2 separate regions of the Homo sapiens genome follow, and region 2 is linked to region 1. A link is an interaction called in ENCODE POLR2A ChIA-PET data of the cell type or tissue named here. Cell type or tissue: Panc1. All regions are shown on one strand. Links, peaks and the distances in the headings refer to the core of each region. The heading gives the core; the rest is flanking DNA.

Region 1 (15,473 bases), core at 3,016-11,015:
CTGGATGTGTAAGTGAAAAAAGCAAGCTGTACATCAACACACACATCATGACCCTCTTTTTATGGATCAAAAATAACGACAACAGCCAGCGATAGTGGCTCACTTCTATAATCCTAGCACTTTGGGAGGCAGAGGCAGGAGGATTGCTTGAGCCCAGGAGTTTGAGACCAGCCTGGGCAACATGGCAAGACCCTTTCTCCACACAAAAATTTAAAAATTGGCTGGGTGTGGTGGTACATGCCTATAGTCCCAGCTCCTTCAGAGGCCAAGGTGGGAGGATTGCTAGAGTCCAGGAGGTTGAGGCTGCAGTGAGCTATGATCACACCAGTGCACTCCAGCCTGAGACCCTGTCTCAAAAGAAATTAAAATAAAAATAAAGCTAATTACGTATTTGTGTGCATATGGATATAAACACTTGTTCACTCACATATAAACAGTCAGCATTTAGAAAGATGTCTGGAAAGATTATCACCAAATGTCAGCAGCCAGGCAGGGTGGGGGGGACTTTCATGATTGTCTGTATATATATGTGCCCCTATAATTTGAAACTTTTACATCCCAAATGCATCCTTCTATTATGTGTATCATAAAAGAAAATGATTGAGGTACTAGTTACAAGTCACCACTTGCCAACACACTTTGAGCTCTCTGAGCAGTTTCCATGTGGCCCCCTCTAAACAAAAGCTGGTTACAATTAATTATGGCAGGACAAAGACATTTTTTCCAGAGGGCAAAACAAACAAACAAACAAAGGTGGCATAAACTATAGTAAATAAACATAGCTGTGTCTCTTTGACCATCACCAGTGATTTTGTTTTAATTGCTATTAAACATGTGCATGACCTAACCTTCTCCAGACACTATTAACCTCCAACCCCAGGATGTCGGTTGTAAACAAAGCCTTCAAGGGTTTCATCTGGTGTGTGATAGTCCAGGCATAGCTTTCCTGACTACATAAACTTTAATTTATAAAGTTATTTTGGTTTGCTCCACTGGCATGAACATAGCTGAAGGGGGAGTCATCGACTGTGGAAATGAGATTTCCCTCAGTGCCAATTTTAAATCCAGCCTCCAGGTCATCGTATTTTTCTGGATGCTTCTCACAGTCACATTTTTTGTTTGTTTGTTTTACATGAAAGAGCACATTCCCTTTCCCCAAGTCAGGTTTACCATTTTCCATTGCTCTTATTAAACGTATCTTATTCTAATGGAATGTTCTCAGAGTTTCCGCCCTCCGCTGGCCTGGGTAAGAGAGGTCTGGAGTTGGACGCCCTAGGACGGACAGTCACTCAGATGCCGAGCTCCAGGCCATTGCCAAGCACCACCTCATCACAACTGCAGAAAGCAACGGGGTACAAAATCCCATCCTCGGGCCAGGGCACGGATCTGACCCCGGCATCCCAGATTCCTTCTCAGATCTGGATAGAACCCAAGAGGCTCTCAGCGAGGCCCTCTGTGCCAGTTAAAACAGCAGCTGGCTGAGGCAGTGTCTGAAGGTGCGGAAATGCAAATCCACGAGGAGACCAGCCCTTCTCAGGTGACATTCCCATCAGAGCTGTGAGGGCCTTCTGTTGACCAAACAGTGAAGGTTTTCAACCCCAAGCAACACCTGCTTTGGAAGGTGCAGGAGGGAGCTTTAAACCTCAACTAGGTATGCCATGCTAATCCCAAATTCGTGACATAATTGTACGCTCTGCCACACAATTCTAGCCGATGTCTGAACTGGGCCATCTCATTGTGGCCTCCAGACACCACTTCTTGAATGTGGCCATGACCAACATCCTTGGCAGATTAACTGGTGATAGGACATTACTTAACCCTTAACCCAAGGCAATCTTAATTCCTCTTTTGTGATGGGATCAATTTTATGTTTTCCAAATGCTTCCCATTACATCAGGAACAAAAAATAAACTATTATAAAATTTACATGATTTGGTATACACATACAGTCAGCCCTCCCTATCCACAGGTTCCACATCCATGGATTCAACCACCCTCCAACTGAAAACTCTTGAGGGGGAAAAAAAAAGCCGTCTGTACTGAACACATATAGACTTTTTTCTTGTCATTATTCCCTGAACAACACAGTATAACAACTATTACACAGCATTTACATTGTATGAGGTATTATAAGTAATCCAGAGATTAGAGTTTGGATGATGATGTGCATAAGTTATATGTGAATACTATGTCACTTTATATCAGGGACTTGAGCATCCATGGATTTAGTATATAAGGGGGGACCTGGAACCAATGACCAAAGGATACTAAGGGATAACTGTATATTTTTATTGTGATTTTAAAAAACACAACATGAGATCTGTTCTCTTAACAAATTTATCTTTTTTTCTTTTTTTTTTTTTTTTTTTTTTTTTTGAGATGGAGTCTCGCTCTGTCACCCAGGCTGGAGGGCAGTAGCATGATCTCGGCTCACTGCAGGCTCTGCCTCCCGGGTTCACGCCATTCTCCTGCCTCAGCCTCCCGAGTAGCTGGGACTACAGGCACCCGCCACCATGCCCAGCTAACTTTTTTGTATTTTTTTAGTAGAGACGGGGTTTCATCATGTTAGCCAGGATGGTCTCAATCTCCTGACCTCGTGATCCGCCCGCCTCGGCCTCCCAAAGTGCTGGGATTACAGGCGTGAGCCACCGCGCCCGGCCTTAACAAATTTTTAAGTGCACAGTATGATTAACTATAAGCACAATGTTATACAGCAGACCTCTCAAACTTTCTCATCTTGTATATCAGAAACTTTATACCCACTGAGCAACAATTCTCCATTTCCCTCTCCCCTGGCAACCACCATTCTCTTATGAGTTTGACTACTATAAATTTCTCATATGAATGGAATTGTGCATTATTTGTTCTTCTGTGACTAGCTTATTTTACTTACGATAATGTCCTACAAGTTCATACATGTTGTGGCTATGGCAGGATTTCCTTTTTAATAAGGCTGGATAGTATTCCATTGCACGAACACGCCACAGTTTTTTCATTTCATTCATTTACCTATAGACTTTGAGGTTGTTTCCACCTCTCGGCTATTATGAATAATGCTGCAATGAACAAGGGAGTGCAAATATCTCTTTGAGATCCCGATTTGAATTCTTTTTTTTTTTAAGAAAGAGTCTTGCTCTGTCGCCAGGCTGCAGTGCAGTAGTGCGATCTTGGCTCACTGCAACCTCCGCCTACTGGGTTCAAGAGATTCTTCTGCCTCAGTCTCCAGAGTACCTGGGACTACAGGCACACGCAACCACGCCCAGCTAATTTTTTTGTATTTTTAGTAGAGACGGGATTTCACCATGTTGGCCAGGATGGTCTTGATCTTCTGACCTCGTGATCCACCCACCTCGGCCTCCCAAAGTGCTGGGATTACAGGTGCGAGCCACCGCGCCCAGCCTTGAATTCTTTTGGATAAAAACCCAGAAGTGAGATTGCTGGACCATGTGGTAATCCTACTTTTAATTTTTTGAGGAACCTCCATACTATTTTCCATAGTAGCTGACTATGCTATTTTATATCCCCACCAACAGTGCACAACTGTTCCCATTTCTCCACATCTTCATCAACAAGTTATTTTTTGTTTTTATTATAATATCTGTCCTAACAGGTATGAGGTGACAGCTCATTGTGGTTTTTTGGGTTTTTGTTTTGTTTTGTTGAGACAGGGTCTCAACTCTGTTGCTCAGGCTGGAGTGCAGTATTGCAATCACAGCTCACTGCAGCTTCGACCTCCTGGGTCCAAATGATCCTCCCACCTCAGCCTCCTGTGTAGCTAGGACTATAGGCCCAAGCCACCATGCCCGGCTAATTTTTTGTTTTTTCTGTAGAGATGGGGGTCTCACTTTGTTGCCCAGGCAACACATTGAGGTTTTGATTTGCATTTTTCTAATGACTAGTGATATTGAGCATCTTTTCATATACTTATAGTCATTTGTATACCTTCTTTGGAGAAATGTCTGTTCAATTCCTTTGCTCATTTTTTAATCAGGTTTTTTGTTGCTGTTGTTGTTGTTATTGAATAGTAGGAGTTCCTTATATATTTTGCATCTTAACTCCTTATCAGACACATGATTTAAAAATATACAATTTACTTTAGAGCAGTGTCTTATGGTCTATTAGAATATAAATTTTTCAGTCATGTTTATATCAAGGGGATGGCAAGATAAGGCCTGTGGGCCAAATCTGGCCCAACACCTGTTCTTGTAAATAAAGTTTTATTGGCACACTGTCATGCCCATTTCTTTAGGTATAGCCTGTGGCTGCTTTCAAACTACAATGGCAGAGCTGAGTGCCTGCAACAGAAGCCATATGGCTCATAAGCCTTAACTACTTATCATCTGCCCTTTATAGAGACAGTGTACTAAACCCTGGTAGCTACTATATGATCAAGCTGAAGAGCATGTCTACTTTGTCCCCAATCATAACGTGACAGAAAGGACACCTCTGGGTCAGATTATGCTCTTTTATAAACTATGATTTTTGTCATTGAAAACAACTATAAAATCTAGGCTCCTACCACTCAGGCAGAGAAGTGACTGATGAACCACTAGGTCCTATCAGGGGTGCCTCGTGCTCACACAGTTGTGGTTTTCACTGTGTGGCACTCCTTCATCCCCTTCTTCAGTAAGTCATTCCACATGACCCCCACCATCCTTCCCAAGAGAGTCCTTTCCGTGACTTTCCTGCTGGTTTTCAGAAAAGAAGCTCTATTTGCCTTGGGGTTGTTAAGCAAGCTGTTCTTTGACCCCCTGACCCAGCCAAGAATTAAGCAGAGGAAAGACAAGCAAGCTGAGAGATAGGGACAGAAAGAAAAAAAAAAAAAAAAAGAAAAACTGGGAACATTGTTTGAATCCTTGGATCCAGAAATCCAGGAATACTCCCAGACATATGAATCCATAAATTCTCTTTTTTGTATACACTAATTATATTTGAGTTGCTATCAGTTGCTGTCAAAGGGTTTCTAAGCACTATAGTTGGGATTTTGTAATGTTCTACTTCTTGCATTTATGAGTTTATATATTATTTTTCATGATTCTATATTATTTTAATAGGTACATAACCCATCAGATGGGACAAACTCGACCTGGCCACCTAACATGCCGACACAGAGCACACCTCCCTGGGTGCCACAATCCTGCTGTATCAGTCCATTTTCTGAGATGGAGTCTTGCTCTTTCACCCAGGTGGGAATGCAGTGGTGTGATCTCAGCTCACTGCAACTTCCACCTCCCAGGTTCAAGCAATTCTCCTGTCTCAGCCTCCTGAGTAGTTGGGATTACAGGCACACCTCCATGTCCAGCTAATTTTTGTATTTTTAGTAGAGACAGGGTTTCATCATGGTGGCCAGGCTGGTCTTGAACTCCTGACCTTAGGTGATCCGCCTACCTCACCCTCCCAAAGTGCTGGGATTATAGGCGTGAGCCACTGCGCCTGGCCTATTAGTCTGTTTTCACATTGCTATAAGAACTGCCCGAGACTGGGTAATTTATAAAGGAAGGGGGTTTAATTGACTCACAGTTCAGCATGGCTGGGGGCGGGGGGAGCTCAGGAAACTTACAATCATGGCGGAAGGCAAAGGGGAAGCAAGACACCTTCTTCACAAGGTGGCAGGAAGGAGAAGTGCCAAGCCAAGGGGAAAGAGCCCCTCATAAAACCATCAGATCTCATGAGAACTCACTCACTATCACAAGATAGTTCACAAGAACAGCAAGGTGGAAACCATCCCCATGATTCAATTTCCTCCAACTTGTCCCTCCCTTGATACGTGGAGATTATGGGGGTTACAATTCAAGATGAGATTTGGGTGGGGACACAAAGCCCTAACCATATCACCTGCTTTGGTGTATCTCGTGTGCAGCAGACACACTGGGCACCATGATGCCAGGGCAGCTCTTGGATGCAGGAGAGCACTGTCAGCCAGTCAGGTACCCAGCTCACTGACAAGCTCAGGTGTGGCCAGGCAGGCACCAGTGCTCGGCAAGACTGCCTTCCTGACGTCAATGCAGCACAGCTTGTGGGCTTTCAGCTATGAAAAACCTACATCATTCCTGCCCCCGCTCCGATTCCATCCCTCAGAGCTGAGACTAAGCTAGATCGGGCTCCCCACCTGGCAGTAAAACTTTTCCACTCAGCATTCAATCTCTGGTCACTCAGTCGTTATTCTTCTTTAATAGGGTGTAAGTTATTAATAAAGGGGACCAAAATATGCCACCCGAAAATATACCACTTTGGCATAAGAATTGTTTTCAGCTGAAGGCAATTAGCTCTCTGCCCTTCTTCTGCCTAAAAGCAGGGCATAAATTTCTACTTGTAAAGATGTCTCCCTCCTCCCCCACAGCAGGAAGAAAAGCAGACAACTCTTAGCACCTGAGACAACTCTTACCTACTAAACAACCCTTATTTACCATACATTTCCTCCCCTTACCTTCCCATGGCTTCCCTACCCTCCAGAAGCCCAAAACTCCTTTTCTTTTTTAGCCTAAGATGGTATATAAGCCCCAAATCCTAGCTGCCTCCTTGAGCCACATTTCCCTATGAACTCCAGTGCCTAAGAATCCAATTAAATCCATTTTTTCTCTTGTTAATCTTTTGTCAACTTCATTTGTAACCCCCAACCAATGAACCTAAGAGGGCGGAGGAAAACGGCTCTTCCTCCTCTCCACCTGTGTGATTTGCAGGCCATTCCCTCAAGCAGGCAATTCCACAATCAAGGCAAAGACCATGTTCCCAGCCACCCCGACTGTCTCAGGGCCTGGGCACAGTGAAAGGCTCACTGGGTGAATGAATGAACATCCCCTATGTGCCCACCACTATGCCAATTTTCACAATTATATACAACACTACCATCAACTCTTTCCACAGCTATGCCAGCTTCATTTTCGTGAAAGGTGTTCTGAAAGAAGTTTGCAGTTAACGGTGTGGGACAGAATTTGAAGAAAGACCCGCATCAGGAAAAGCTAGTTGAACATTTTGGCAAAGTCTTATTGAACCTGTCAGTTGCTGACAGGGCTGGGAAGAGAGTGCACTAAAGGCCATCTGGCATGCATCCCTGACACAAAGGTGTTCTAGGGTCACTTTCCCCTTTTGCCCGTAGGAAACCGCAGTCTATGAGCACAGGGACCACAGAGCCAACCCCTCACGTGGCCTTTGCTCTTCTCCATTTGATTCTCACAGAAGCCCCGGGGATAGATGACGGCACCCTGCCCACGTCACAGACGAGGAAGCTGAGGCCGGAGGAGGAGGGCTATCTGCTACAGGTCAGTCCACCAGGAAGCACGCAACAAGGGACTAGAACACGGATTTTTTTCCAGTCTCCGATCTCCACCCTTTGCAATAGTCCACGGTTAAGGAGAGAACAAGTGGCCCCCAGCAAAGGGTTGAGAGCCCCCGGCACAATCCTGCCTGCTCCGACCCCAGAGCCCTTTGGCCTGGGCATCTGCATTCCTGGATGTTCTAGATATGCAGCATTCAGTCATGGTCCTTTTGCCTTTCAAAACTGCTCCTGGCTGGGCACAGTGGCTTGAGCCTGTAATCCTAGCTACTTGGAAGCTAGGGAGGCTGAGGCAGGAAGATTGCTTGAGCTCAGGAGTTCAAGTCTAGACTGGGATACGTGGTGAGACCACGTCACTTAAAAAAAAAATTGCAATCTATCCATCTGACAAAGGGCTAATGTCCAGAATCTACAAAGAACTTAAATTTACAAGAAAAAAACAACCCCATCAAAAAGCGGGCAAAGGATATGAACAGATACTTCTCAAAAGAAGACATTTATGTGGCCAACAAACATATTAAAAAAAAGCTCATCATCACTGGTCATTAGAGAAATGCAAATCAAAAACACAATAGATGCCATCTCATGCCAGTTAGAATGGTGATCATTAAAAAGTTGGGAAGGCCGGGCGTGGTGGCTCATGCCTGTAATCCCAGCACTTTGGGAGGCTGAGGCGGGCAGATCATGATGTCAGGAGGTCGAGACCATCCTGGCTAACATGGTGAAACCCCGTCTCTACTAAAAATACAAAAAAATTAGCCGGGCATGGTAGCAGGCGCCTGTAGTCCCAGCTACTCAGGAGGCTGAGGCAGGAGAATGGCATGAACCCAGAGGAAAGAGCTTGCAGTGAGCGGAGATCCTGCCACTGCACTCCAGCCTGAGTGACAGAGTGAGACTCCGTCTCAAAAAAAAAAAAAAAAAAAAAAAAAAAAAGTCGGGAAACAGATGCTGGAGAGGATGTGGAGAAATAGGAATGCTTTTACACTGTTGGTGGGAATGTAAATTAGTTCTACCATTGTGGAAGACAATGTGGTGATTCCTCAAGGATCTAGAGCCAGAAATACCATTTGACCCAGCAGTCCCATTACTGGGTATATACCCAAAGGATTATAAATTATTCTACTATAAAGACACACGCACACGTATGTTTATTGCAGCACTGTTCACAATAGCAAAGACTTGGAACCAACCCAAATGCCCATCAATGACAGACTGGATAAAGAAAACATGGCACATATACACCATGGAATACTATGCAGCCATAAAAAAGGATGAGTTCACATCCTTTGCAGGGACATGAATGAAGCTGGAAACCATCATTCTCAGCAAACTAACACAGGAACATAAAACCAAACATTCATAAGTGAGAGCTGAACAATAACAACACATGGACAAAGGGAGGGGAACATCACACACCGGGGCTTATTAGGGGGTGGGGGGCTAGGGGAGGGATAGCATTAGGAGAAAAACCAAACGTAGGTGATGGGTTGATGGATGCAGCAAGCCACCATAGCACATGTATACCTATGTAACAAACCTGCACGTTCTGCACATGTATCCCAGAACTTAAAATATAATAATAAACCAGGCCTAGTGCAGTGGCTCATGCCTGTAATCCCAGGACTTTGGGAGGCTGAGGCAGACGGATCACCTGAGGTCAGGAGTTTGAGACCAGCCTGGCAACACGGCAAAACCCCATCTCTACTAAAAATACAAAAAATTTAGTCAAGTACGGTGGCAGGTGCCTGTAGTCCCAGCTACTTGGGAGGCTGAAGCAGGAAAATCGCTTGAAACCGGGAGGCGGAGGTTGCAGTGAGCTGAGATTGCACCACTGTACTCCAGCCTGGGTGACAGAGTGAGACTGTGTCTCAAAAAAAAAAAAAAAACCTTCTGCTCCTTAAGGACCTGCCCCATGTGACAGAAGGCAGTTCAAGCTCTTGTTATCCCGAAGCCCCAGCATGGGAAAGGCCCTTAACTGGGGAGCTCTTTTATTTATTTCATTTATTTTATTATACCCGACTTGACTTTTAAAATAAGCTTCTCAGTAACAAAACCTCCTTTCTCTCTTTCCAGCAAGGAGTCAGGCTCTGAAGGTTGCACATGTCATTTAGATTACAAAAAAGAAAACTATATATATAATTAAATGAAAAATCACGTTTCTCTAATGCCTTGGCTTCAACACCCCCTTTTCCAAAACAAAGTTTTCTGCTCAGCTTTTTCTGCTCTTTCATGGTAGAGTAACCATCAACTTTATTGCCCAAACAGGGACCCTTTCAAGAATGAAAGGGGATTCTATTAATCCTGACACTGGCCATATGACCACCCTTCTCCGGGGTCATCATTTCTCATCAGAGCCCAGAAGAATGTGGCTAACCAATTCCAGATGGCAAATTAGAGTGCATCAATCTCAGGCCTTGAAAGAGTCAACCCCCGTGCAGTTCACTTTTAAGTAAAAGTGATATTCTCTTTGCTCGACTCTCTGGCACTGAAGCTCAGGTCAACGGCGCGAACCCTACATGTCTAAGAGAAGGCGGGTGTTTTCCTGCATATTGTCCAAGAAGCCAAAGGATCCAGGGATGCTTTATTTCTAGCAATAATCCTAATGTACTGAGACTAAACGCAGTTCCAGAAATTTCTCAGGCGGTTGAGGGGTGGGGTGTGTAGTATCAGAACAAAGAAGGCTGGGGAGACCATTGGGTCCATCCCAGTGCCAGGCAGGGCCACACCCTCCATTCCAGATGAAATCAAGTACCTGCTATTTATTTTAAACCTCCAGAGGAAATCGCGCCACCTCCCTGGATGAGCCAGTCCAAAGTTTAATTGAGATCTTCAGCAGAAGGCCCCCCGCTTCCCGTCCACCCTCCACCCAGGAAACTGATAAAGTCTGACCCTCCCGGCTGTCACCAGCACAGCAGAGGGCAGAACTGTCTGTCACCCCATCTACTGTGAGGGGCACACTCTCCTCTTCAGACCAGAAAACCCTCTCTGGACCCAGGAAATAGTCAGGACATGAAACAGAAAAACACGCACACAGAAAGCAACCTCCTTCCTCCCTAGATCAGCACCCCCTCACCCTCAAGCCCTTTAGTTCGTAAGTTTAAAGACAGGAAATGCAAGAAGCAAGGCTTAGAGCCCTTTCCATGCCTTAACTCCAGCCCCTTCCTCCATCCCTCAACTCCAGCCCCTTCCTCCATCCCTCTCTCTCTTGACAGACAGACAACCCATTAACAGCTGGCCCATAATAGTCTTTCCTGTAAGAACATGTAAACAGCATCATTCAAGCTGAAACTTGGGCATTTCCCAGCGCACTTGCTTCCATTTCCTTTGTCCTTTCTATTTTCCAGTGTTCCCATGGGGAGTGGGGAAGGCTGAGATGGAAGGGTCTCTCTCTCTTCCCCACCCCACCCGACCTGCCCTCCTCAGTTCCCTCCCCCTCTCCGGCTCCCTGAAGTTGAAAGGCCTTCAAGCCCCTGAATACTTCTATCAAGTAGCTTTCTTTATCACTTTTCATTTCCTTGAAGAAAGCCCTTCCCTTTAGTATGCTGGAGACTCCAAATCAATGCCTGCCATCTCTTCCATTCCAACATAGTCCTATTTCTAAGAATCCATATAGGGTTTTTGCCTCTTCTCAGCATTAAATGACAAAATCAGTGCCTATTGAAATTATGTTTTAAGTCAGTCCTGTGCTGGCCATAGTGCTTATTTTTTCAAATGAGAATTTGTTCTTTTTAGATCACTTGCAGTTTGTAAGGCAAATACAGGCCAGGCAAGATGGCTTACGCCTGTAATCCCAGCACTCTGGGAGGCCAACGGGGGCAAATCACTTGAGTGCAGGAGTTCGAGACCAGCCTGGCCAACATGATGAAACCCCATTTCTACTAAAAATACAAAACTTAGCTGGGAATGGTGGCACATGCCTGTAATCCCAGCTACTCAAGTGGCTGAGACACGAGAATCACTTGAACCTGGGAGTCGGAGATTGCAGTAAGCCAAGATCGCGCGGCTGCATTCCAACCTGAGTGACAGAGTGAGACTCCGTCTCAAAAAAAAAAAAAAAAAAGGTAAGGCAAATACACTACAGAAGACAGGCCCTGAAACCAGAGGCTGGTCAGGTGATATAAATGAGTAAAGGGGACTTGATATGAGACAAGAGGAACTATTGTGGCCTGTGGTAAAAGGAAGAGACTGGAATCTTGCCACAAAAGAGACAATCAATATTTAACTGCACTTTGGGAGGCCAAAGTGGGTGGATCACCTGAGGTCAGGAGTTCGAGACCAGCCTGGATAACATGGCAAAACCCCAGCTCTACTAAAAATACAAAAATTAGTCAGGTGCAGTGGCGTGTGCCCAGCTACTTGTGAGGCTGAGGCAGGAGAATTGCTTGAACCTGGGAGGCAGAGGTTGCAGTAAGCCAAGATCATGCCACTGTACTCCAGCCTGAGCAACAGAGCAAGACTCCGTCTCAAAAAAAAGAAAAAAATTAACTGCAGACAAATGCTGCTACACAAAAATTCTTACCTAATGTCGCCAAAACTTTGAATTATCTAAAAGAAGTCTTAAATCAGAAAGGTTACGTGAAATTTCCCGATTTTTAAAATAGTGTGTAGGGGCCAGGCGCAGTGGCTCACGCCTGTAATCCCAGCACTTTGGGAGGCCAAGGCGGGCGGATCACGAGATCGGGAGATCGAGACCATCCTGGCTAACACAGTGAAACCCCATCTCTACTAAAAACACAAAAAATTAGCCAGGTGAGGTGCGGGCGCCTGTAGTCCCAGCTACTCGGGAGGCTGAGGCAGGAGAATGGCGTGAACCCGGGAGGCGGAGCTTGCAGTGAGCCGAGATCGCGCCACTGCACTCCAGCCTGGGAGAGACAGCGAGACTCCGTCTCAAAAAAAAGAAAAAAAAAATAGTGTGTAGGTCAGTTTGCAACCTCTGGGCTAGACAATAAGAACTCCTGACCTCAGGTGATCAGCCTGCCTCGGCCTCCCAAAGTGCTGAGATTACAGGACAATAAGGAGCCCACTGCAACCTGGGCCCTGGCACTATTTGGCACCGTTAATATCTGCACAAGAGAACACAGTCCAGCAGCAGCAGCCACGGTCTAAGGGATGGGGGACAGCCAGGCATGGGAATGGGTATATGGCCCAAGAGAGGCTCCACCCAGGGGTTCGGGCCCCTGAACCATCTGGAACTTGGCTGTAAACCTCCATTAGCCTTTGGTTACCTGCCAGCCCCTCAGGAATCTCCTGGGGCAGAATCCAGGTGCTCCTAAAGTCACCATTTACACAAAGTACTTATTGAGCACCTATTGTCTACAGACATACACAAAAAGAGCAATAAAAAGACACAGGCCCTGTTCCCATGAAACTGATGGGCTGTCAGTCCCCAAGTCCACCTTATTTCTCAAGTAAATCCTAAATATAACACATTTTCAAAAAGGAAAAAAAAACTGTCAGAAATTACTCAAACAGATGTCCCTGTACCTTCACGTTCAAATGATTCATGCTTTTTGTTATTGAGCCAATTCATGAGCTTCATGGAGTCTGAACAACCCGAGTGTGCCTTGTAAGGGGCCCTCAATGAAAAAACAACTGGTCCCAGACTCCCACTCTGCAGCACTTGGGACACAGCCAGCCAGCCCACAAACAGCAGTGCATTTGCTTTTCTCTTCACCGAGGAACTCATTTACATAGACTTGATGGTGTGATTTTGTTTCTAAACCTGGCTCTTTTGCTTTAACATTTTCCAATTACTTACATGCTAGTGAGTTCCAGGATATGGTTTTCCAGGGATAATAGGCAAATCAAGTTGCTATTATTCTCTGTCCACCTTGTTCCCCCTCCTGATTTGTTTCCCTAGTATAAATCTACACATGAAGAACATCACCACTGATGAAAGCCAGATTTAGAAATTACACTTATCCCAGCCTGGGCAACATGGTGAAACCGTCTCTACAAAAATAAAAAAAATAAAAAAAAATTAGCCAGTCCTGGTGGTGTGCACCTCTAGTCCCAGCTACTCAGAAGGCTGAGGTGGGAGGATCACCCAAGCCTGGGAAGGCAGAGGTTGCAGTGAGCTGAGATGGTGTCACTGCACTCCAGCCTGGGCAACAGAGTGAGACTCCATCTCAAAAAAATTAATTAATTAGGCCGGGCGTGGTAGCTCATGTCTGTAATCTCAGCACTTTGGGAGGCCGAGGCAGGCTGATCACCTGAGGTCAGGAGTTCGAGACCAGCCTGGCTAACATGGTGAAATGCTGTCTCTACTAAAAATACAAGGCGTGCACCTATAATCCCAGGTATTCGGGAGGCTGAGGCAGGACAATCACTTGAACCCAGGAGGCAGAGGTTGCAGTGAGCCGAGATCGTGCCACTGCACTCCAGCCTGGGTGACAGAGCAAGACTCTGTCTCAAAAAATAATAAGAAAAGAAAAGAAGAAAGAAAAGAAAAGAAAAAAGGGGAGGGAGAAAAGAAAAGAATAGAAAAGAAAAGGAGGGGAGGGGAAGGAGAAAAGAAAAGAAAAAATTACAGTTATCACCCATTCTTGGCTTCCAAATTAAATTTAAGACACATTATCATTTCAAATCCACCTGAAAAAAGTAACCCCCAAATGTACTTTTGCCTCCTACTGACGGTGGAACTTGGGCAAGATTCCTAAGTCTTCTGTGCCTCAGCTTCCTCGTTTATAAGATGGAATTAACCAGTTGTACTTGCCTCATAGGTTTGTGGCAGAATTGAAATAAGACATGTAGAGTAAGAATGAACTACTTTTAGTAATATTTTTTGTCAACACCAACGTGAGGAACGTGGTGGTTAAAAAAGCACAGACTCAACGGGCTGGGTTCAAACCCTGGCTCTTCCATCAACAACTGTGACCTTGGGAAAGTTTAGGAACCTCCCTGAGCTTCTGTTTTCTCATCTGTGGAATTAAGATAAAAATAATATTTACCTCCGAGGGAGGCTGTAAGGAGGTTCTGACATGCATAAGCAGTGTATTAGGTTTACAGCTATTTTGGTGATGATGAAACCAAGGCTAATGGGAGGTGGCACCCAGCCCTAGAGCAGCTGGCTATATCATACGTTCACAGATATGCCCAGGCCCCCACAAGGAAATAGATGGGGGATCAAACCAACATGTGTGTGGACAGAATCCACTTCCGGACTCACACAGCTATTGTTCCTAACACCTTGGGTTCACATTTCCATGGTGACTGGGATGTTTGTTTCCTAATCTTTCTTTGCTACAGTTGGAGTCTCACAAGGGCAGCCAGGTTAAGGATTGTATTCTTTGTGGCAAATATCAAATACACCTGGCCCTCTGCTCAAGCAAAGCCTGGGACAAAGGTGCACATCCAGCCTTCCTTGACTCAGGGGGCTGGCTCCTCCTGACCCAGGCCCCATGTCTCTGGCCTGCTGTCTTGGGTTCTTTAAGGCAGGTATCCCCTAAGGATGTGACTTTTAACCCTGAATGAGTCAGGATCCTTTGACTGTAAGTGGCAAGTCACACGTTCACCCAAACAGGAAACCAGGGGGGTACATCTGGCCCCCAGAATGGCTGGACACCAAAATGAAACAATGCAATGAGGACTCTCTCTCTCTCCCCCACCCCATCAGCCTTTGATTCAACATCGTGCTATGCCGCCTTTATTCTCAGATAGGCTGTGGCAACGGCCACCAAGAGCTCCAAGTTTCCCTCCACCAGCTTGGCAACCCCAGCAGCAGAAGAGCAGCCCTTTTGGAACCAAGAATCCCATCCCCATCCCTGAGGCCAAGCAGAGAATCAAGGCTCTGCACAGCCAGGGCTGAGTCATGTGCTCACTGATGGAACCAATGAGACATCATCTCCACCCAACCTTGTGGATTAAATACAGGGAGGAGTGGTCCCCCAAGAAAAATGGAGGTGCTGTTGCCAGAAGAAGAGGGGGTAGATGTGGGCCAGAAAAACAACAGACACCGTCTGCTCCCACATTTCTTCAAAGCTACTGCCAGGTGCTTGCCTCTGGCATGGAGGAGCCCTTCACCCTCCAAGACTTCACACTGGCCATTTGGCCACTGAGGGAGGCCCAGACCAAGCTGACACCTTTCCCCAGAGCCAGCCACATCTCCTGACTGCCCTGCAGCATCACCTGGGTGCAAATATTATAGTTTTTTATCTTTTAGCTGACACATAACTACGTATTTATGGGGTACATGGTGATG
Region 2 (15,473 bases), core at 3,432-11,431, 150 kb before region 1:
CACACATACCCACACACACCTACACACAGACACCCACACACAAACACCACACACCCACAGATACCCATCCACACAAACACACCCGCACCCCTACACACACACATACAGACACCCACACACAGACACACACCCCATATGGAGTGCTGATTCCAGGCTCACCCTACATGGCAGGGTATTATTATTATATCTACATGGTAGGTATTATTAGTCCCGATTTGCAGATGAAGAAACTAAGGGTCTAAGAGGTTCCAATACAGCACAGCTAGCAAGCGACGGGGCAGCAGTGGCGTCTCCAAAGGGGCTGAGCACTCTAGAGCCAGCTGCCTGCTGTTTTCCAGAATGAGAAGCACCCAGGGTCCTGCTGCCCCTGGACAGCCCGCCGTTGGTCCGGCACCGTGGGAATGTAGCTAGACTGCTCTGCAGGACGCAGGCCCTGGGCAAATGGCCGGCCATCATTTGGGGTAACTCTATACCATCCAGAACACTAGATTTGCACTGTACGAAAATACATCTGTGAAGGTGGCTCTATTTAACCAAATGGAGGCCTGGGGCTCACTAATCAGCCTCAATAACCAGCTAAAAATACTCTTGCTGTGGGTACTAAAACCCACGTTAAAAAAATAACATCCCTTTCAGGTCACCTGCCTCCCGGCAGAGGCCCCGCCGGTGGATGGGCACGCAGGTCCACAGGGCGGCAGAGGGAGCACGCGGGGACAGGCCTCCCCTGCCGGGATCAAAAGGCCTTTCTCAAAGAGTCCGTGCCAGGCCACCACTTGAAGAGCATTTGTGTTGGGAGGTGGAAAACGGATGGAAGGCCTCCAGCTGGGCTTTTCGCACTGATTAAGACACCTAGTGACAGGCCATGTCTCCACAGTGGCCCCCTGAGGGGAGTCCTGAGAGGCCACCTACAGAGGAAAGGTACCATGGTGGCTCCCCTGGATGGGCCGAGCTCAAGGCAGATCACACTCCACACGGCTGGGGCCACCCTGGAAACCACTGCCCTGAGAACACCCTTGCCCAGCTGGTGGGAGAAAGCTTAAACCAGCTTAACCAGCAAACGTAAGCAGCAAGTAAGAGTGTGCCAACAACCCAGAATTTTACAATTAGATGTAGCTTGGGAAATAGCAGCCAATGATTTCAATGAAAAGAAAGGTAAACTGTATGCAAAGAGTGCCCTCGTGACCTCCATCTGCAAGAGAGTCCCTTCCAACCAGAGAGAGAGAGATGGGCCTTGTCCCCTCCCCGAAACACAGGCACCTCTGCTGTTCTGTTCATTTAAAGCTCTCTTAGCCAGGGGCGGTGGTTCACACCTGTAATCCCAGCACTTTGGGAGGCCGAGGCGGGCGGATCACCTGACGTCAGGAGTTCGAGACCAGCCTGCCCAACATAGTGAAACCCCGTCTCCACTAAAAATACAAAAAATTAGCCAAGCATGGTGGCAGGTGCCTGTAATCCCAGCTACTTGGGAGGCTGAGGCAGGAGAATCGATTGAACTCGGGAGGCAGAGGTTGCAGTAAGCTGAGATTGTGCCATTGCACTCCAGCCTGGAGCTCTCCCTGCCCAGAACTCAGGTCTAACAGCCACGGTGCCAGGGAGCACCCATGACAATCCATAATCCAGATACGTGCCAGGTGCCAACAGGGAAGACACCACTGAATGAGCCTTCTCCCTGCATTGTGATTTATGCCAAACACAGGGGTGGCCTTTGCGGGGAGATGCTGCTCTAACACAAAATGCAGACTATTACATTGAGCTTAAGGAACAAAGAATTATTTCTACATCTGTGCCTTCCAAAGAGTGGAAACATCTATGTGCATCTTAGTTTATAGCCCTAATACTTCATTCTCTTGGCCTGCCCTAATTGCATCATCAATCTCAGAATCTGCCAGGAAAAATATGTCCTGGCTATGAAGACACATTTCCTTCAGATGCTTTTAAGAACCTGCCACGTTTTCAAAGAAGCCGGCCCTAGGTTTAGAAAGGGCAGTCTGGGCTGAATTCCTCCTGGCCTTAGACTAACTTTAGATGTCACCTCCTTCTCCCAGGAGACCTTCTTCTGCCCTAACAGGAAGATGAAGTCAGAGATGCCATGAGGTCTTGCCACCTCCAGCTTCTGTAATTATTGATGTGGTCAGCTTTTCCAGAGTCCTTGAGGCAGGGACAAGTGACACGCCTGGTCAGCACAATGCTCACCATGCACCCCGCTGGAGAAACACCTGCATCCACCCCCACGGCCCCAGCTTCTCGTGTGTGCTGACCACGTGGGCCGCCCCTCCAGAGCCCCTCTAGCCCTCTCCCACCCTGCTGTGGGGGTGGAGTGGTGGGGTGGTTTTCTGCTGGCTCCGTCCCCGCCTGGGCACCGCAGGCTCCCGGACCCTCTTCTCCAGACCCGACTCCTGTGGGCAGTCTTCTCCCACGATCCCGCGTCAGTCCCTTCCCTTGGCCCTGCAGGTTGCGGGGTGGTGGAGGCTCAGGGGTGTTGCATCAGCAGCTACTGATTTCCCTCCCACGCTTTGTAAATAGGCCCTCATTAAACTCCTCCATTCACACATGGGGCCGGCCATCTGTTTTCTGCCAGGACCTGGCTGATGCCCTGCACGGTGCTTCAGATGGGTGGGCACTGGCCTTGCTTCCTTTCTGCTCCCCAGTGAGAATGGCGAGCAGTGCATGATGGGGGTGTCCCCCAGGGGCCCCAGGGTCAGACGTACCTGGTCAACCCCAGAGCTTGTGCCCGCCTGGGCAAAGTGTTCTCTAGTCTCTGGCTCCGGCTCCCATCTGAGCGGCCCTCTCAGGCCTCAGTCAAGAGGGATTCACTGGCCCAACTTAGGGCAATAGATGGGATGGAACCTGAGAAGGGAGGGAAGAATGGACTCCTGTCCACATTGGGTGGAGAATGAAAGTGGTAGGAGCAACTCCAGATTTCCTGAGGTACCACAGCCACCAGCTTGTGAATTGTGGCCTGGCCAGAGTCAAACACTGAAGAGAAGGCAGGAGGGAAGGGGGGCTGCATCTCTCCACGTGGTGGAGGGGACAGGCTCGCCTCTCTCAGAGGGAGGGGACAGGCTCGCCCATCTCAGGGGAAGTGATAAGCACCCCAGTGGCAGAGGGTGACATGGTTTAGCTGTGTCCCCACCCAAATCTCATCATGAATTGTATCTCTCACAATTTTCTTGTGTTGTGGGAAGGACCCGGTGGTGGGAGGTAATTGAATCATGAGGGTGGGTCTTTCTGGTACTGTTCTCGGGATAGTGAATAAGTCTCACGAGATCTGATATTTTGTTTGTTTTTTGAGATTTTGAGATGGAGTCTCACTCTGTTGCCCAGGCTGGAATGCAGTGGTGCAATCTCGGCTCACTGCAACCTCTGCCTCCTGGGTTCAAGTGATTCTCCTGTCTCAGCCTCCCAAGTAGCTGGGACTACAGGCGCACGCCACCATGCCCAGCTAATTTTTGTATTTTTAGTAGAGATGGGGTTTCACCATATTGGCCAGGCTGGTCCCGAACTCCTAACCTCAAATGATCTGCCCATCTTGGCCTCCCAAAGTGCTGGGATTACAGGATTACAGGCTGAGCCACTGCACCTGGCCCGATCTGATGGTTTTATAAAGGGCAGTTCTGCTGCACACGCTCTCTTCTCTTGTCTCCCGCCATGTGAGACGTGCCTTTCACCTTCCATCATGACTGTGAGGCATCCCTAGCCACATGGAACTGTGAGTCCGTTAAACCTCTTTCTTTTGTAAACTGCCCAGTCTTGGGTATGTCTTTAAAAGCGGCCTGAAAACGGACTAATACAGACGGGCTGTGCCATCCTGCTTCCTGTCTGCCCCATCACTTTTCTCCTAAGAGCTCCACCCATCCTCACCCCCACCAGCTGCTTTTCCTCCTTCCCTCTCAGAATTGTTTCTCTGTCTCTGCATCCAACCAAGGATCTAAAGGCTACCAGGAAAGGTCTTTAACTTTCCCCATTACTCTTTTTGTTCTAAGTGAAAACAATCCCAGCCTAACCTAGTTCAACAAAACTGTAAGCTCCTGGCTCCTGGAATCTGAGGATGAGCTGAACAAACAAATTGTGGGGAAATCAGAAAAGCAGCTGGGCCAAGAGCCCAGAGACCAGGGACACAAGCACTTCTGTAGCCCCCATGATCTGTGTGTTGGGTGTGTGTGTGTGTGTGTGTGTGTGTGTGTGTGTGTTGCTCATGATCTCTGGGTGCTGACTGGCTTGTTCCAGTGTAGGAAACATGGCAGTCCACAGTTCCCAGGGTTTTTATGTTAAGCTTTCTCTAGCAGGGAAGAACTTCCCCTTGAGGCCATCAATTCCAGGGAAAGGACTCGTTGGCCTGCCTTGGCTCACAGACCCCCTCCTGCTCCAGTCAACTGCAGCTTGGGGGTGACATCATTAAGAACATGGCAGCTTCTAGGACAGCCATGTTATTTGGGAATGCGGGTGGGGCACCCAGGAGACTGGATGATCCCACAGATGTGCACTATATAAACCCATTTTAGAAGTGGCACTTTTTCAAGACAGCCCTGCTCCCGGGGTCTGGCTTCCTAGATGTTCTGACTGTCTCTATGTGCACCTGAAAAACTATAAGCACCCTCCACTCTTCCCATTTTGGGGGATCACACCAGTGAGAGAAAGACAAAGACAAATACTGGATTCTCATAAACAAGAGAAGCAGAATACTTAGCCCCCAGTGAGGCAGAGTGGATCATTTCACAATAAAATTTCAAATGGTCAGGCACATCTAAAGCCAGGTGATAGCCCACTAATTTTATTTCATCACCTAGAGTCTAGGCTACTTAGCAGATAGGAATGCCTCTTAGCATTTCCTATATGAGATTTCATTTGTTGTAACCTCATATTTGTAGTCGCCTGCCTCCAAGGTGGCCTTCAATAATCCTTGCCTCATTACTCATGCTCTAGGAAAGTCTCTTTCCATATGAAACAGGGCTAACCAGTGCCACCAGTATGATATTAGGGAAATGGTGTAGATGCTCTAAGGCTAGGTCATAGAGGGCACTGCAGCTCCTACCATGTTCTCTTGGATTGCTTGCTCTGGAGAAAGCCAGCCATGTTGTGAGGACACTCAAGCAATCCCATGGAGAGGCTCCCTCCTGCCAACAGCCAGCACCAACCTGCCAGGCATGTGAATAACTGTGGATGCAGATCCTCCAGCTACGGTCAAGCCTTCAGATGACTGCAGCCCAGCCAACTTCTTAATATCTCACCTCATGAGAGACCTTGAGCCAACAGCACATCGCAAAGCCATGCCCAAATTCCTGACCCACAAAACCATCACCTAATAAAGGTTGACTGTTGTTTCAAGCCACTATATTTTGAGGTGAACTAATACTGTGTGGGCCTCAGTGGCTCATGCCTGTAATCCCAGCACTTTGGGAAGCCAAGACAGGCAGATCACTTGAGGTCAGGAGCTCAAGACCAGCCTGGCCAACCTGGTGAAACACTATCTCTACCAAAAATACAAAAATTAGCTGGGCATAGTGGCGCACACCTGTAATCCCAGCTACTAGGATGGCTGAGGCACGAGAATCACTTGAACCCAGGAGGTGGAGGTTACAGTGAGCTGAGGTCACACCACTGTACTGCAGCCTGGGCAAAAGAGTGAGACTCTGTCTCAAAAAAGAACAACAACAAAAAACCCAAAGCTAATACTGAACAAATATTTTAACTTGTAGCTGGTGTTGCTTAATTCACTGCAAAATTTTCCTTGGCCAGGTACAGTGCCTCATGCCTGTAATCCAGCATGATTCCACTTTGGGAAGCCAAGGTGGAAGCATCACTTGAGGCCAGAAGTTCAAGACCAGCCTAGGCAATACAGAGAGACCCCATCTCTAAAAAAAAAAAAATTTAATTAGCCAGGCATGGTGGCCTGCGCCTGTAGTCCCAGCTATTCAGGAGGCTGAGGTGGGAGGATTCGCTTTGGGCCTAAGAGTTTGAGGCTACGGTAAGCTATAATCATACCACCGCACTCCAGCCTGGGCAATAGAGTGAGATTCCACCTCCTAGAAAAAAAAAATCTTCTTTATTTTTTTAATCTTTCATTTAACCAGAAAGCAAGCTGCACAAGGGCAGGAACTTAGTTCTCCTGTTCATTGTGTTCTCCCAACTGCTAGAACAGAGCCTGGCACACAGGAGCCACCCCATAAATGTGCCCTGGGTGAATCTGGTTCCATATCTGCCAAACATCCCTCAATCCCAAAGAGAAGAGACCTGAACCCATTAAGTCTCACCCAAGTGTGGAGATAAGATGGTTTCAAATGAGCCAGCATGTGGTCAAGGCTCCCAGGGAACAGGTTAGAGAGAAGTCCATCAGTCTCCAAGATGCCACAGACTCTTTGCCCTGTGGGGGCTGACACTAGCCTAGACCCTCTTCAATCCCCTGACCAGCTGGGCAAACTCTTTGCCCTTTAGAGACCAGACCTAGTCATGGCTTAGGTCACTGACTCCATTTCTTGCTGAGAGGACAGGTGGCAGTGGCAGGAGAAAAGTCTTTCTCAGGTTCCTGGAAGACCCTTGATAACCAACACCAAAGGCCAAACTCCCCCTGCAGTCTAGTAAATGACGCGCAAACAGTTCTGCTGCCCAGAAAATCACCTGGGCCGTCATTAAAAAACAGCTGCAGCCTTCCACTTGACTTGAGAAATGTGGACATTAAGACTGCACAGAAGGCCGGGCACGGTGGCTCACGTCTGTAATCCCAGCACTTTGAGAGGCTGAGGCAGGCGGATCACTTGAGGTCAGGAATTCAGGACCAGACCAGCCAACATGGCGAAACCCCATCTCTATTAAAAATACAAAATTAGCTGGGTGTGGTGGTGCGCACCTGTAATCCCTGCTACTCAGAAGGCTGAGGCAGGAGGATCACTTGAACCCAAGAGGCGGAGGCTGTAGTGAGCTGAGATCGCACCACTGCACTCCAGCCTGGGCAACACAGTGAGACTCTGTCTCAAATTAAAAAAAAAAAAATACTGTGCAGGAGAGGAGCCTTTCCCAGGGACTACATCAGAGTCCAACGAGGACAGGTTATTTTTAAAAGCTCCACTTGGTAGAAATTCAACAGAGAGATGGGAATGGCGTGGATGGCGCTGGCCGAGTCAGGCAGCACCCGGGGCGCTACTGCAACACCAAGGACCCCGCCACCTCCTCCCTCCTCTGGGTTCCAGTCAGGATGGAAGAAAAAACGGATTTTAGACGAGAAGTTACGCCAGCCCTGGAAAACTCAATAAAGTCTCCGTGCGTAAAAGAGGTGTTCCAGAGGCTGGTCATTTGACGTCAAGATGGGCGATGAAAAAGTCTCGCTAATTCCCAGGGATGCAGATGAAAACGCAGAAGGGAGCGGGTCGGCCCCTCGTGAGTGGCAGCTTCATTAGGGTAGATGTGAAGAGCATTTGACGTGCTGACACAGGAGCCAGACTCACATTTCCTTTCCAAAAAACAGCTCTTGGTACAGGCCCAGAGAGAGGGAACGATGGCACGACCAGAATGAAAATGGGCATCCATTGGATTTTTTTCCCCCCTTTTCAAACTGACTGTAAGTGTCTAACAAAACACGTGGCTGGAAAATTCCACCGACTCCTAGGCTTAGCCTCACTCTGCTCTGCCTCATCAACTCTCTAGATGGCTCCCAAAGCTGCTGCTGCCTCCTCTTTTCCAAATGGGGAGCAGCCCTTGGTCCGGGGCATCTTTTGTCCTCACGCTTCTCCATCCACGTGGATTTGTTTCCTTGGTGAGCTCCTCCAGCCCAGGGCTCTCTAAACACCAGCTATATATGTGTTGACAACTCCAAGGCTGGGCATGGAGGCTCATGCCTGTAATCCCACCACTTTGGGAGGCCAAAGCAGGCAGATCACTTGAGCCCAGGAATTTGAGACCAGCCATGGCAACATGGCAAAACTCTGTCTCTACAAAGAATACAAAAATTAGCTGGGCGTGGTGGTGTGTACCTGTAGTCCCAGCTACTTGGGAGGCTGAGGCAGGAGGATCACCTGAGCTCGGGAGGCAGAGGTTGCAGTGACCTGAGATCACACCACTGCACTCTAGCCTGGGTGACCGAGTAAGACTCTCAAAAATAAAAATTAAAAAAAAAAAAAGTTGACAACTCCCAATTTTCCATTTCCAGCCCAGATCTTTCTCATGAAGCCTGGCTTGAACACCCATCTCCCCTGGAGCTTCGCCACTCAAGGATCTGGTGGACATCCCAAGGCGCGTGTGCCTAAAACGGAGCTCTTGATTTTCCCCACAAGGTGACCCTCCTGCAGCCTCATCCTTACTCCATCTTTCCATTTGTTCAGGTCAAAACTTTGAAGTCTTCCTTAACTCTTCTCTCATCCCCAATCCATCAGAGAATACACCTTCCACACAAGTCTCAAATCCAACCACTTCTCACCACCGCCAGGGGCTACTAAGATGGCTTGAGCCACCAGCTGCTCTCACCTGGACTGCTGCAACAGCCTCCTAGCAGATCTCCCTGCTCCCACCTCAGCCCCTCAAAGCCTGCTCCCAACATGGAAGCCAGAGGGATTCTTGAAAAACCTAAGTCACAGATGGGCATGGTGGTGCACACCCGTATTTGCAGCTACTTAGGAGGCCAAGGTAGGAAGATCACTTGAGTCCAGGAGGTTGAGACTGCAATGAGCTACGAACCCACCCCTGCACTCCAGCCTGGATGACAGAGTGAGACCCTGTCTCATAAATAAAATAAAATAAAATAAAATAAAACCCCAAGTCAGACCATGCCACTGCTCTGCTAAAAACCCTCCAGTGGCTCCCCCATTTCACCCAAAGTCAAAGTTCTCTGATGGCACAAAGTTTTACATGATCACCTCCTCTCCTACCCCCTCTGCCCCTCCTCCCTCCCCTCCAACTGCGGACACTCGTGCCTTCAGGCCTTTGTGCTGGCTGTTCCCTGCCTGTAACACCCTTTCACCACATATTCACTTGGCTAACTCCTCCAACGACTTCCTGGTCCTCAGTCAAATGTCGCCTTTTCAAAGACTCCAATGCTGACCATCCTACTTCATGATACAACCAGCCTCCCCATATCCAAACTCCCAACCTCCTTTAACCTGCTCCAGTTGTTTTTCCATCCCAGTTCTCACCTTCGAACATTCCATGTCATTGGCTTATGATGCTCATGGTCTCAGAGGCAGCATGATGCAGAGGAAGGAGCCTGGACTGGGAGCCAGGAGACCTGGGTTCTGGGCCTACCTCTGCCCCTCACATGCTCTTTGACTCTAGGCAAGCCACCAACCTCCACTGGGCCCAATCTGAGCATCACTCAACTGTTACGTGTGGCACTGTGGGCTGAGGATTCACAGACCATGGGCCACGTCTGTGCCACAAAGAGGCTCTGGCTAGTGGAGGAACAGGCACACAGACCCCTCAATGGCTAGGTTCACTGAGCCTCAGTGCTATTCCAGACATGGTTGTGAGCGGTAAGAACTCATGTAGTCTCTACCTAACACCTCGCCCATCATCAGATACAGCTATATCCCCACTTACAGATGAAGACACGAAGTACACGAGGGGTTAAACACCTGCCCATGGTCTCACCAACAGATGGTGGCAGAGCCATTTTGTCTTGGCATCCTATCTCTGGAGGCTGCACTCTGCATCATGCACCTCTGCCAGCACGGGGCAGCAGTGTGGCTCAGGTGCATGTGAGAAGCAAGCACCCACAGCAGAGGGGCACAGCAGGAGAGAGAGGAAGAGGGAGATCGGGAGGGCCTCTGAGAACAGGGGACAGAAGGACAAGTAGGCATTTGCCAGGCAAATGGGACTGTGGGGAGGATTTCAGGCAGGGAGGCCTGAGGGAGCTAGGGCCAAGAGGCTTGAACTGTCCTGGCAAGTCAGAAACGCCAGAAGTGGGTGGTCGGGCCAGAACACAGAGCTGAAGAAAGACTCCGGGAAGGCCAACGGTGAAAAGGTGGGCAGGAGCTGATGCTGGAAGATCTGGTAAGTCAGCCTCGGAACCTGGACTTTATCCTAGATGTCATTACTTCCCAACCCTGGATACACATTAAACCCCTGGGAGCTTTGAAAAATGCCAATAGGTGCTAGAATCGATGGCCTAGTGGTAATAACCCTTGTGCCAAACTGTGGCCTGCAACTGCTATGTCCCAGTAAAAGGAATCACAGCTCCTCTGAGAAACAATGGATCTAGTACAAGATGAGCCCAGAACCCTGCGTCATATCAGACAGCAAGGAGACTACTGATAACTGCTGGAGCCCAGCCAGGGACTCAGAAGCCAACCTGGAGAGGCCCCCACTAGCCACTGATGAGACGATGAGCATCAGTCAGGATAATGACTACAGTGCAACAATACACACGCAACATGTTTAAAACCACAAGTTAAAAATAGTTACTGCTACTGGAGGATGGTAGTGAACCAGTTTGGTATTTTAGAAACATTAATGCGAGAAAAGAATCAACCATTTCCTCTATGAACTTTACCACTGGGTCACCACATGGTCATCAAAAGGAAGTGCCTCTGTTGGCAAATGAAGAAGGAATGGCAGAATTAGAATGTTGCCATGTTGCAAGCCCTTGTTAATTAACAGATTCAGGTACAGACTAGCAATAGCTGCTACCATTTCAAAAAGAAAGACAACCAGATGGTGTATGTCCCCTGATGGAAGAACATGAAACCACTGAGGAAGTCGAATCCCACTCCACCCTGCAAAAACGGAAACCGAATTTGGTCAAGTTTCTAGATCCAACTAGCAACGTATAAGAAATATAAAGGAGCCAGGCCAGGCGCGGTGGCTCACGCCTGTGGTTCCAGCACTTTGGGAGGCCGAGGTGGGTGGATCACGAGGTCAGGAGATCGAGACCATCCTGGCTAACACGGTGAGACCCCATCTCTACTAAAAATACAAAAAATTAGCCGGGTGTAGTGGCGGGCGCCTGTAGGCCCAGCTACTCGGGAGGCTGAGGCAGGAGAATGGTGTGAACCTGGGAGGCGGAGCTTGCAGTCTGCTGAGATCGCACCACTGTACTCCAGCCTGGGCAACAGAGCGAGACTCCATCTCAAAAACAAAAAAAAAAGAAAGAAATATAGAGGAGCCTGTTAAATGACATTTAGGGATAAGAATACAAAATTCAGACTGTGGGAAGCTCTTCTGTAGGAACAACAAATGTATTACAAAGGGGGATGGATGGTTATGGGGGAGCCTAGAGTCAAGAAAACATCAACAGATCACAACGTGTGGACCTTAGCCAGACCAGTTCAAACAAATACACATAAAATGTATGAGAACACTGGAAATCTGAATACTAACATTTGATGATAGGAAAGAATTTTTTAAGCTGTGATAGTACTATTTTTTAAAGAGCTCTTATTCAGAGATACATAATGAAAAGTTCACAGATGAGATAATATGTGAAAATTGCTACAAAGTGTTACAGAGTAAAGGATGGAGGAATGGATGAAAGAAGATTGGCCATGAGTTCATAATTGTGGGTTCATAAAGGTGGGGTGAAGGGTGCCTGGGGGTTCATTACACTATTCTGTCGACTTTTACTTTTTATAGCTTGAAATTTTCCATAATAAAAAGTTATTAAAATACTAGGCCCCACCTCCAGAGATTCAAATTAATTGGTCTGGGCTTCAGCTCAGGCTCTGGTGTGTTTTTAAGGCTCCCCAGGTGTTTCTAACGCCCAGCTAAGATTGAAAACTACTGTAATCACTCACACAAGAGGCGCCAAGAGCCTGCCCGAAGCCCAAGGCAGAGCCTCCCCTAAGCCCAAGGCAGAGCCTCCCCTAAGCCCAAGGCAGAGCCTGCAGAGGGGAGGGAGCTGGCCTGGGCAGGGTCAAGGAGCCAAGCACATGAGCCTGATCAGGTTGGGGAAGGACGAGGAGGGGAAGGCATCAAAGAGTGCAAAGATTTCAGGCTCGGGTGACTATAGGGTGCTGGTCACTGGAACAGGTAATGTCTCAGGGCTGGTAGCTTTGGGGTCCTGGGAGAAAGTCCTGAGTGCATTTGGGACTTACTGACTTTAAGGGGGCCTTTGTGACTTCAGTGGAGATGTCCAGTGGGCAATTTGGTTTGTGGGTCTAGAGATGCACATCGAGATCTTGAAGCAGATACAGAGACTTGAAACCCTAAAGGGTTGTCCCCCAAACTGAGATAGAGGTCGGGATGGCTGCAGCCAATGGTGGCATGAGGGCCCTTCAGGAAACAGCAGCCTCTCGGCCCCTGCACCTGGCGGGGAGGGGAGGGGCCTGGATGACTTCACACCCTTCATGACCGCTCTCCACTCCTCTTCCTTCCCTCTTGTCCTCCTTCCTCGGATAGAAACCCAAGGGCAGTTGGCTGAACCGAGGTGCCCAGGCTCCCCGGGCAGGTGCAGAGGAACTCCTGACTATTCCCACAACCTGTCTTAAAAGCCCATGCAATCAATCAGCATTTGTTAAACAAAGAATAACAAGCACATGTGAAGGAAGACTCCATGGTGTCAGGCATGTCATCCATGCCAGAGCCCAGTGGAGCCATTGGTGTCAGACCGGCTTGACAGCCATGTGCTTCATTTGACATGTATTGAGTGCCCATAGATTCTGGGCACTGTGTGAGGCAGGTATGAACAGGAAGCCCAGGGTCCTGCCCTCAGGGAGCTTGCATTCTAATGGGGAAGCAGACAATAAACAATTGTACAAACAGACAAAAGCTTTGGAATTCTATAAAATGGGTTCTCAGCTGGAGGAAGGGGCCTTGAGATCCAAGAGCTAGGCCTAACTTCCCCAGGCACTGCCTCCCATAATAACCCAGGCTTCCAGAATCAAAGAGCTGATAGGGCTCCACTTTATAGCAATAGCAACTAAGGTCCAGAGGGGAGGGGGCCCACCCAAGGTCACCCAAGGTCACCCATGTGTTTAGATCCTCAGACAATTTTGCATTCCTAATCAAAGTCTGTAGTGGGAGTTTTGTAAGCAGTGAGTTTATTCCTCAGTCTTCTAACCCATGAGATCTATTTTTTCCTTTGAGCCAAAACAATCACTGATCACAGAGGACCACAGGACCATCCCTCAGGAGCAGGAACTTACCACGGAGTCCAGGAACTGAATGTAACACTCCAGCCCAGGCCTGGTTTCACAAAACTGCCGGAAAAGCAGCCTCCCGATTGGCTGCTTGTCACATAAACTGCAGTAATCTCTGTCTGGAGACAAGAAAAGAAGAATGTGATGAGACCCAGGAGAAGGCCAGGCAGGGCCTTCCTGTCATTCCCACACCTGGGCTCAGAGCCCTAGATGGATGGAGGAAGGTGACTGGCAAACTCTCAGAACGCCTTCTTCATTTCATGGTCTTCACAGACTCAGAGAGACGTCAGTGTAGAAGAAGGCACCAGTGATGACCCAGCCTCTACTCCCCACCCCACACCCCCAGTCCAATGCTCTGATTTCTGTATGGACATGCCAGCAGTTCTGGGGACTGTGATTCCATCTCCTTGGTGGCCATTAAGCACATCACATTCTCTGATTACAGTGACTGGATAAGGGTGGCAGGCCTGTAATGTAAGCCAGTCGAATCAGAGTGGACTGCAGACTCCCTGGGAACACTGGAGCAGAGGTGCTCTCTTCCTCTGGAGGTCATGGTGAGTGGGTGTGAAGCCAGGTGCTGCAGCAGTGTTCTTGACACTGCAAGAAAAGCCGCGATGAGGATGAGCCTGACACATCAAGGAGGTGAGAGCTGGGAAATTAGAAGAAGTAGAGTTGGTGCCCTGGTGATGTCATGAATCTCTGGATCAAACCATGCCTGTAGCTCAAACCATATCTGAAAAGCTGATTTATGAGACAACACATTCTCCTTGTTTAGGGCAGTTTGAACACTTTTAGAAATTACTTCTAATTCAAAGCATCCTAATGGATACAGTTTTTAAAAATCATTTTTGCCCAACTGGAGAAAAGCCCAGTCTTAGGATGCTTCAAATTATGAAAACCCTGACTTTTCCAGTTAGGCACTAAAGGCACAGAGACAGGAAGTCACCCGCGCTTACCCACTCAATAGCCAAGAGGGTTCTGAAGAGGAAATACTGCAAGACTCCCACCAAGAGGCCCAGAGACCATGGTGTTAGCCAACAATTTGCTGTGTTACTTCAAGCAATTCACTTGCCCTCTCTGGGCCTCTGTGTTCTCCTCTGAAAACAAGAAGGGCATGCTGGAGTTGGGATGGGGGCCCTTTCCCTTTTGGTTCTTCCTGCAGTGATGCTAAAGCCTCTCCAAGAAGTTCTCTCTGGCCAGGAAGATACTCGAAGGAACCACTGAAACATGCTGTCTCAGGCTCTCTGGAGCACGGAACACTAGGCCATCGATGTTGCAGCTGCACGGGACACAGTCGGATGAGTTCGTGGGAAACAGGGAAGAGGGCGATAGAGCCTGGGAAGGACAGCAACTTGCAGGGAAGGGATGACTATAGTCTACCTGGTGTAGAGGAGCTAAGACACCATCCCCCCTAGAAAGGATTTCTCTTGAGATACGCCAGGCAACAAGGGGATATGAACACAACCACTGCGCTGGCACACTTTGATTCTTAGTCTCAAAATGCTTATCCACAGGATGTAAAGCTATGGCTTGCCGGGAGGGAGGATCTCGTGGTAGCTGTGAGTGTCAGTGTGGGCTCTGGAGCTAAACTGCCTTGGTTTGAATCCCAGCCCATCGCTCACTGCCTGTGTAACCTGGGGCAACAGGCTTGACACTGCCCCTCAGTTGTCTAGTCTGTAAACTGCGGACGGTAAGCAGACCTAACTCCTAGGACCGTCCCGAAGAATGAATAAGACAATACATAGAAACCACTCAGACCAGATGCTGGCACATTAATAAACCCCATTTCTCATCGTTATGGATGTGATAATTTGGTCTGTTCCATCTCCCTTTCCTTTAGGGAACCTCCTTTCTCCCAGTCTGCACCAATTCAACCCAAGCCTCTGAATCTAAAAGGGGAGCTGACGCCTCCCATGCTACGGAGACAGGCACGTGACTCAGTCACAGCCAATCAAAAGGCCTCTGTCTCCTGGCCACAGTGCTACGGTCACGGATGGACACGTCACTTAGTCACAGCCAATCAGAGGCCTCTCTCTCTGGCCATAATGACAGGTTCAAGGGTGGCCATGCCTCAGTTCTAGCCAATCAGGTCAGGGCCTGTGATCCGTGGGGGCCCCGGAGTCCTCCCAGGGCTTTTGCCAGAACTTCCAGGAAAGACACTGTCTGTTCCCTGGGATGCCAGCAGGGTTCTTGGGGATGACTGGTCAGCCGAGGGCTGCTGAGACCGCCTTCCCCCCACGCAGCGAGAGCCCACGGAGGCGCAGCCCGCACACAAGCGGAGATGAGCGGAGAGAGGAGCCCTGAAGGCAGCCCGCCCTCCCGGGCATTTATTCACCACACGGGGACACGGCCTCAGCACTCCGCTGTCTGCCTCCTGGAACGGAAAGAGCCGCGGCCAGGCCCCCTTCTTTCATG

Evidence for each region. Peaks named below come from ENCODE experiments on the same cell type or tissue, not always from the same donor. Only the 100,000 strongest peaks of a DNase experiment are listed, where the experiment ranks them.
Region 2: POLR2A ChIA-PET joins it to region 1 with 13 read pairs; 2 of 35 experiments call an interaction of 5 or more read pairs at or near these places.

What each region holds. Positions count from the first base shown.
Region 1 is chr10:119,232,923-119,248,395 of GRCh38, reverse strand. All of the region lies in intron 1 of GRK5 (G protein-coupled receptor kinase 5), which reads right to left. Among named protein-coding and RNA genes, the nearest start is that of GRK5-IT1, 32 kb to the right of the region's middle. RefSeq lists enhancers at 5,897-6,463, 7,132-7,633, 12,763-12,822. In Panc1, for the core only: no CTCF peak of the experiment used is centred there; no DNase peak of the experiment used is centred there; H3K4me3 peaks cover 825 bases; H3K27ac peaks cover 2,761 bases.
Region 2 is chr10:119,378,519-119,393,991 of GRCh38, reverse strand. GRK5 (G protein-coupled receptor kinase 5) reads right to left here. Exons shown (of 16, transcript NM_005308.3): 3 at 13,065-13,177. Among named protein-coding and RNA genes, the nearest start is that of MIR4681, 8.3 kb to the right of the region's middle. RefSeq lists an enhancer at 2,017-2,517. In Panc1, for the core only: no CTCF peak of the experiment used is centred there; no DNase peak of the experiment used is centred there.